Regions from separate parts of the Mus musculus genome. Here region 2 is linked to region 1. The links are chromatin contacts, found by Hi-C in ENCODE. All regions are on one chromosome and are shown on one strand. Each heading gives the region's core, a stretch centred on a gene start or an enhancer-like site at or near the end of the contact. The rest is flanking DNA. Distances are from core to core; before and after follow the strand shown. Region 1 has its middle 40 kb from the start of Gm32219. Region 2 has its middle 30 kb from the start of Gm51973.

The links. A loop is a pair of places that touch in the nucleus more often than their neighbours do.
Region 2: a map of Patski shows a loop between it and region 1 (2.1-fold over the local background). The contact joins two enhancer-like sites. A Hi-C loop is called at or near these places in 2 of 37 maps with a recorded cell type or tissue (CH12.LX and Patski).

The regions. Positions count from the first base shown.
Region 1 is chr12:70,493,127-70,497,545 of GRCm38, reverse strand. No RefSeq gene overlaps it. Among named protein-coding and RNA genes, the nearest start is that of Gm32219, 40 kb to the left of the region's middle. Within about 2 kb of position 2,090, at least 1 of the 3 ENCODE cell types and tissues checked has a DNase peak (open chromatin) inside an H3K27ac peak, as active enhancers do.
Region 2 is chr12:70,774,930-70,779,348 of GRCm38, reverse strand. No RefSeq gene overlaps it. Among named protein-coding and RNA genes, the nearest start is that of Gm51973, 30 kb to the right of the region's middle. Within about 2 kb of position 2,444, at least 1 of the 3 ENCODE cell types and tissues checked has a DNase peak (open chromatin) inside an H3K27ac peak, as active enhancers do.

The DNA.
Region 1 (4,419 bases), core at 841-3,340:
TGTCGCAGAGTAGAACAAAGTTCAGAGCAGGGGCGGGGAAGGGGTGGGGGATACTTATGAAGCTACTAATCTGGAGCCATGGAAGGCTGAGGGGGGGCTTGGCAGGCAGGGAGGACTATTGAGGTCGTGGCACAGCATGATCTACCAGATAGAAAGGGGTGCGCTAGAGGCAACGGGAAGGCAAGAGCAGACGCAGGTCCTTGGACACGGAGAAATGCTGGTATTTCATTCAGTGCCCAGCGGGAAGGCCGTAGGGTTGGGGTAGGAGATCCCATCCGAGTCTCACACTTTTAAAGGTTCTGTGTCTCCTGAATGGAGTGTGTGCCCTATGAAGTGTAAGGGTAGACAAGTATCAGGGTGTAACAAATTCACCCCAGAGCTCCAAACTTGCCTAGATCTGCTCTTGCTCACTAGCCCCTCCACAGTCCAGGGAGACAGATAGGTCGGGGGAGAGCCTTCTTGCTAACAGAGTTCAAATCTGCCCCTTGGGGGAAATTTGCGTAATCTACAGTTTTATTACCAGCTCTGTCCCTAGCGATGAGGATTTAGGAGGAAAGAGCCCTCAAAACCACACGGGGTCTCTGACCACTTTGCTCCTGGTCCTCAGTGGTATCGTTAGGGGAGGCAGCTGAGACTGCAGCTGGTAGACATTATTGTCTCTCCCTCCCTTTCAGATGCATGGGTCCCCGGTGGCTCTCCGACTGCCTCCCTCCCTCCTTTCAGCCCTCACTGGCTTTATAGGCCCCAGTGCCTCTAGACCCTTGTGTCAGCAGGCCCACGGGGGTACTCTGACTCTCAACCCCGTGTTTTTATATCCTGAGAGAAAAGATGAAGGTAGAGGGACACGGTTGTACTGTCATTCTCTCAGACATCTCTAGCTCACCCTCCAGGGTGGCCAAGTTTTTAGAAAACTTAAAACTCCAGCAAAAGCCACGTGTGGTGCGTGGTATACGCCTTTAATCCAAGCACATGGGAGGCAGAGATAGTTGGATTTCTGTGAGTTCAAGATCAGCCTGATTAGCAAAGTGAGTTCCAGGTCAGTCAAAGCTATATAGAGTGAGACACTATTTTAAAAACAAACAATAGCAAAAAATAAAATACATACAAACTATGTAATTGTCAAATAAGAAAATTAATCAATAAAAAGAAAACTAAATTTAAAGAAAAAATCTAGTGAGAAAGACAGCAGATGGACATTTGGGAGCCAGCAGTATACAGATGGTGGCTTAGTGTAGGGCAGATAGAATAAGACATTCTCTCCTGGACTGTGGACAGTGCACCAGAGGCCAAAGTCTCCGTGGGTCAACTCTTACGAGGACAAATGAGAAGAAACAAATCTCAACCAAACTCCAGATCTACCTCAAGGCAAACTCTTGGGTGTCACAGGACGTTTAAAATCGGGGAACAGCCACTGTGACTTTAGGCTTGATCAGAGGAGAGGAGAGGAGAGACAGGTACTTAGAACTAGATCATTGTTATTCCTTGAGTTTTTATTCCAGAGAAAGTTACTGGTGTTTATTTGGAACAGTTATAAAGAAAACCACCCACAAGGCAGGAAACCGGCAAGAAACAGCGCACACTCTAGAATCTTTTGGATTTTAACACGCGGACTCTTTAATCAAGAAGTTGCTTATAGAGTGGGCTCTTCAGCTACTCAAAATAGTCCATGGTTTTATTTGGGGCTCTGCACCTAAACATTTTTGTTGTTGTTGTTAATACGATGGGGAGAAAAGAATACATAGACCTCTTTATCCTAATTGCTAGTCAAGAATGGGAGCACAGAGAAAGGAGGGATTAAAAACCGAAAGGCTATTTGCAAGGAAATAGCTCCACCTGCTGATATGGGCTTCCGTGGGTGAGATGTGAAGGGTTTTTTGTTTGTTTGTTTGTTTGTTTGTATGTATGATTATATTTTATTGGATATTTTATTTATTTACATTTCCAAAGTTATCCCCTTTCCCGATTTACCCCCAGAGAAGTCCCTTATTCCATTCCCCCTCCTCCTGCTCCTATGAGGGTGTGCCCCTACCTGCCCACCCACTCCTGCCTTCCTTCCCTAGCATTCCCCTACCCTGGGGCATTGAGCCTTTAAGGGACCAAGGGTCTCTTCTCCTGTTGATTCCCAATAAGGCCATCCTCTGTTACATGTGCAGCTGGAGCCATGGGCCCCTCCCTCCATGTGTAGTCTTTCTTAGTTGGTGGTTTAGACTCTGGGAGCTCTGGTTGTTGATATTGTTGTTCTTCCTATGAGGTTGCAAGCTCCTTCAGCTCCTTCAGTCCTTTCTCTAACTCCTCCCCTGGGGACTCCATGATCAGAAGGAAAGGCCATCCAAAGACTGCCCCACCTGGGGATCCATCCCATATACAGTCACCAAAAGCAAACACTATTGTGGATGCCAAGAAATGCATGCTGACAGGAGCCTAATATAGTTGTCTTCTGAGAGGCTCTGCCAGAGTCTGACATATACAGTGGCGGAAGCTCTCAGGCAACCACTGGACTGTGAGTTCTTTTCCAGACATTTTACTACTTAACAAACGCAACCTTCGTGCTCCCTCTAGAGGCCAACAGATGGATAACATCTCTGCAGAAGAATATCCTAAACTCTGCAGTTTCATTTTACTGTTAATTACATTTGCTCTTAGACAATTTCAGCAGGGCATATTGACCACTCTCACTGTGCCCTGTTCCCAGATCTCCCTACCAACCCTGTCCACCACATCCCCATCCTTTCCTCAAATCTTTCTTTTGGGGTCATGTCTTCACTTCCTTTTGTGACCCACTGAGTTAAACTGGTGCCATCTGTGTGATGTGATCACTGGCTCGGAGCTGGAGTCTTGTAGGCTGAGCAGTGGGTACACGATTAATGTTCAGTGGTACAGGACAGGGCCCTGTGGCCCCTCCCCTTCTATGACTGACAGGGCCAATCTTGCGTGCGCCCCTTGCAAATAACCAGTTACTATGAGTTAAGGATTGCAAATGTTGGTCTAACGAATGGCATTTCCTTGCCCGCCACGCCATCTTTGAAACTTTACACACTGCATTCCCCCTCTTCCTTAAGGGAAGTGGTCTAAAAGACTTGTTTAGAGCTGACGCCTCTCTCTCTCTCTCTCTCTCTCTCTCTCTCTCTCTCTCTCTCTGCACAGCACGCTCAGGCACTTTGAAAGCTAGCCCGCTGGGGTGGGGATGAGCGGGCAATTGAGACTCAGTCTCAGTTTGCTTTCTTTACATCATACAACCTTCATACAATTGTGTCCTATCGTCTACAATATGGCTTTATCCTCTTATTTCTGGTTAGGCGACCAAGAGAACCAACAAGAGCCTGTATTGGTTTGGAGGCCTCCAGTGTATCCTGACAAGAGCCTGTGTAGGTATCCCACACAAGAACTGGGAACTGTATTTAGTAACACACTGCTTCATGGCGCAGTCCCATCGGAGCCAGCAGGGTAGCAGTCTTCAGCTCTCTTTTATATGTTTGGTTACAAGATAATAGGCTTGCATATGGCTTCCTTTTGCTCTTTGTCCAAGGCAATCAATCCTCTCCCTTCTTTAACACCATCCTCTCCCCAGTCCTCCCGCCTTGTTTAAATTTCCACAGTGTTTCTCCTCTATAATTTTCTTCCTCCCTATAATTTTATTTTGCTTATGTTCTTACTATCCCCCATCATGTAAGGTGCCCCTCCCCCACGACCTCTTCCCAGTGTCCTGGCTCTCACAAGCACTCCTTGTTAATGAACAGACAGCCACCAAAGCAAAACAAAAAGCCAAACACCAAGAAAACAACAACAACAAAATTAAACAACAGGCTTCAGAGCTAAACAGGGATCTCAAAAGATGAAATCCAGATGGTAAGAAAACACTTGAGATGGTTTTTGGCATCCTTGGCTGTCAGGGAAAGGCAACTAAACTATTTAAAGATTCCATCTCATCCCAGTCAGAACCGTCACCATCAAGGTTGTGATTCTCCAAGGAACAGAGCTGGTGGAATGAATCTATACTAAAGGGGTACTTATTAGATTGGCGTGCAGAGTATGATCTGGGTGGTCCAACAGTGACCATCTCACGCCAGAGAGGCCAAGAACCTATTAGTTGCTCAGTTCCCGTGGCTGGATGTCTAAGCGGTCTCAATCTGGCACTGAAGGTTCCAAGAGAGCCACTGGCCTTCATGGCACCCTGGAAGACAAAAGCTAGGTCCTAATATCAGCAAAGCAATGCAGCAAGATAGACAAACCTACCAAGGAGAGTGAAAGAAAGCAAGTGGGCCAAAGCAAGGGTTCTTTCTTCCATCCTTTATGTCTGTGGCCACTGGAAGGTGCTGCCTGAGTTCAGGGTGGGAAACCCCACTTCAGATAATCTGATAAAGAACATCCCTCACAGGGAGCCCAGCAGATTGCCCTTTAGTTAATTTCAGGGCTACTTGA
Region 2 (4,419 bases), core at 1,195-3,694, 280 kb before region 1:
ATGTTAGACCTTCCCTAGGCATCTCCTGCTGGAGAGGGAAAACCTGAAGCCCAGGGGCCAGCCAGAGGAGGAACTTTTCCCCTGGAGAAAGGTTCACAAGTTGTTAGATGATTACTGGTGAGACGTGAGCTGAGACAGTGGTGGGCGGGGATGGCCTCTGGGCCATGTATATCTCTTGGCTTCTGTTTGAACCTAACTCTCCTGTTGCCCCTCTTCTCAGTGTGGCCACATGCAGAATATCCCCCTTTTCTGCTTTTCATTATTCATGTTTATATAAATTGGGTTATTGAGGTTAGGTGGCTGGATCTGGCTTATTGGGGCACTCTCCTGTGAGCCTAAGTCTGATAACATTGTCCACTTTGCTTAGGCAAGGTGGGGTGATGGGAAAAGGTTTCAGCCATGCCACTGACAGGAAGATTCCGGGATGACTCACTCAGTGGAGGACAGCTGCTGGGGAGGAGAGTGGGAACGGTTTTTCTCTTTACTTTAGTGCTTTTTTGGTGACTAACTTTTCAGAGTCATAAAGTGAGTAAATCATTTCTTCCTTTTCAAAAACATTAGCATATAGAGATAAAGTGAAGTAGACTCCAGTATCGTGGATAATGGCTTTACAACATCCTCAGGGGCCATTGCTTTTATCCAAGTGTCCCTATTTCATGGCTTTACATGTGCATAAATGATCAAAGAAAAATTCTTTTTTTTTCTTCTTTCATTAAGCAGCAACCCAAGCTTGGAGGCAGTTCTCGAACCTTTTAGTAAATTTGCAGAGATTTGTCAGGCTCTGAAGTAAAGATTTGAAACTTCTGCAAGGATGCACTCACCCTTGGGGTTGGGGGTGGGGTGAGCTACCCAAAATGAGGCTGCAAGTTTCCTTCCCAGAAAGACATTTTAAACCCAGGGCAAGAAAATGCCTCTCTAAGTTGTCAGGAAAAGGTAGCCCTGGGGCACCCAGTGCTTCCACCTAGGGGCTTTGAGCCAGATAACTTTCCCCAGCCATGAGATTTCCTTGGGTGTGGGGAGTACTAGGAGTGGGGGTGAAGAGAAGCTTGAAGCTTCACATCTGCGCACCCCAGTTACTTCAGGAAGTCAGGGGTGAAAATACACCTTATCTCTATGTTCTAAAAATGGCTGCCAGATAGCTTTTTCTTTAATCACTCAATTTTCATTTCAAAGCTAAGTGTTAATAGGTCATTACAATAATATGCAAATTACTAACCAGAATACTGGCAACTGCTGCTTCTGCCAGCCCTTGACATTGCTCTCTTCATCTGACCATAGTTCCACTTCAGCTGGCTCTCTGCCTTTGGCCATGGCCAAGGTTTGATGATTCAGAGAAAGGCACACTGCTTAGCTAATTAAAATCTATACTTTTTTTAAATTATTATTTTAAAGCAAAACACTTTTTCCTCCTTATATTGTCAGGCAAGGTTGAATGAATACAACTCTCTTTGTGAAAAAGCTAAAAATAAATTCTGGGCTTAGATGTTATAGATGAAATTGCTGCTTTAAATTCTAAATTGCAGAAAAATAAAGGCTTCCTGGTGAGTTTGTGACTTAGCTGGGGAGGAGTAGGCGCTCTGCTGTTACTGCAGCCCTTGCAAACCGAGCAGAGCATGGGGGCTTGAGGAAGACCCAGAGCCCTTGTGCTAAAGAGCAACAGAAAGCTATGCTGCCTTCGGGGATTGTAATTCTACATCTATCCCAGCCTTCCCTACCCTGCCTGCACCACCCTGCAAGAGTCAAATGGATTTCTTTAGTCAATGGCAAGGGAGTATTGTGATTCCTGTTGATAAGTAAAGTATGTGCCAGTTCCTCGTGTTCTTCTGAAATACGGTACAAAATGGAGAAAAAGAAGTCAAGCCCCCAAGATTCTGCACATCTTTGCTGCCGACTGTAGTAATTGTCTGGGTCCAGGGCATCAATTCCCCTTGGTAATTCAAAGGAGGGCTTTCTGAAAGGGGGAAGAGAAGCAAATGTGTTTTCTTTTTTTGTAGTTTTTGGGGAGAAATCAGAATGTTGTAATTAAAACTTAGAAAATCAACAGTGTGACTTTGGATTTATAAAGTTCAAGTTTGTGATTTCAAGCTTTCTGCTAACTCTGTAGGAGCCTGAATTAGATGGCTGGAGATTGGTCGCTGATCCGAGAAAGGTAGAGATTACCGGTTCTCCATCCCAACCTGGGAGGACCTGGGGCCTTGGTCTGACATCACACCACTCAGAGGTTAGATTAGTTTTCAGAGGGCACGGAGGGCAGAGAAGTCAGAGGATCTCAAAAACATTTGCTTCTGCATTTAAGGAAAATAATTTACCCTGGGAAGTTGTCATCATTCAGGACCTGACCACTGGGTCAAGCCAGAGTGGCGGAGGAGGCTGTACTGCCTCGGAGAAGTGGCAGGGTGCCAAAGGGGCTGCCAGAGCCTGACTCGAACGCTGTGCCCACATAGCCCACCCACTGCATCTGGGTTGTTCTTAGGGCGCTTGCGCACTAACTATGCAGGGTCTAGGTTTGGCTCTGGGGCCGTGCTCTCGCTGTCTACAGTTGCTGACATGATTTCTGTCTGGGGTCTGTGTGCTCGCTGTCTACAGTTGCTGATGGGATTGCTGGCTGGGGTCTGTGCGCTCGCTGTCTACAGTTGCTGACGGGATTTCTGGCTGGGGTCTGCTGTTTTGGTTTGCTCAGCTGATTGCTTTCCTCTATATCACAAAGCTATTTTCTCTCATCTCTCTTTTTAATGTGTTCATTGCCAAGGATCGAAAATGGGAGCATTTTCTGCTGGAGAGAAAGCCTTGGAGCTATAAAATGGCTTCTTGTTCTTTCTTCAAATTCCATATGAAAAACAAACAAAACAAACAAACAAAGTCGGGAGAAGGCGGCAGCTATCTGCTTCCAGAGTCAGCTCTGTTCCCAGGCCTGTTTCTTCCTACACTCCAGCAATGTTTCCAGGACCAGATTACAGCTGGTCCCCATGCTGGGCTAGCCCAGAGAATGCTAGCGGACCTGGGAACTGTGTACTTAGAAGCAGAGCTTCTTAGAAACTTGTTTTAGCATTTCTTCTCTCATTAATCTTTCTGATGTACATCTTACTGTATGCATAGAATGTTCTAAGTAGCCCCCATTCCAGAGTTCATCTACTCCTTACACAATCCTCTAAATTAACCCTTTATCACCATTGTACAGACCAGGAAAAGGCACAGAGAAACCCAGCCATTGTCCAACGCAACCCCACAGCATGGGGAATGCTGTCTTTCCTTTGTATGACTCCTGTATTCCAGCCAAACATGAGCCCTAGTTCTTCTGTCCCACGCCTGTGCTCATATCTTTTCTCTGTGCTGGTAAGTCCTTTTGTTAGTTCTATATTGTCTGAATGCTATGTAACTTTTCATGGTCAGAGGCAGACACTGCCTCCCCCAGATAGCCTCTACTGATTGCCTTCAGCCAGAGTCATTCTCCTTATCCTAAAATGGCAAAGCACCCAGTTTACCGTGGAGCTCAGGGCTACATTCTTCCCTAGAGTCTAGTGCTGTGCGCATGCGCAAACCTGATCTTTGTAAACACAAGCTAAACTTTCCCTGAAGGCTCTGTGCCTTCGACCTCACCCACCTCCCTCCGTACCTGGCTGAGGCCTTGGACTTTTAGACAGTTCCTGTTGCTGAATTTATCACATGACAGGCACCTACACACCGTAAGGCGATTCTTCCCCTTGAGCAACGGAGTTTGATACACATTGCAATTAGGCTCTTATAAAAATGCTTATTATGAAATAAATATATTTCTATATCTTAGTCAGAAACTACCATTTTTCCCAAGGGGCAAGGCACTGTGTACTGTGCAACAAATCTAACCTGAGTAGCTCAAGTGTAGGATGTGACGGTCATAACAGGGCATTGCTTCTTTGTTTCTTCTTTTGGAGAAAGGGTCTCTCTGTGTGTATGCCTGGCGGTTCTGCAACTTGTTACTTAGCCTGGAACTCCGAGATCCACCTGCCTCTGCCTTCCCACATACTGAGATTAAAGGCATGCCCCACAGAACCAGAGTTCTCGAATTCTCTTTTGTGAAACAAGGGATTTCTGTTGGGCTGTCGGTGTCCCTTCCCACTGCCCTTTCTGGACCTGTGAACTTTTGCACAGGAGAGTGGGGGCTCTGCTCAGGGGAATTGTCCCACCTGCCAACCTGCCCACGTGAGAAGCTGTGCTCATAAACCACAAAAGTATCCCTGCTTAACCAGAGTCCAGAGCTCAGGCCATCGCTGCAAGAGAATAGGGTGGGGAGGGAGGTCAAAATCAGCATATAAAAGAAATTAGTGTAGAAAGGACCTCCCTCCCTCCCGGTCAAACAGGTGACTGAGAAGTCACAGAAAAAGCCAGTTCTGGGCATGGCACCTATAAAGGTCACAATGTGCTGAGCACAAGGCCATTGGG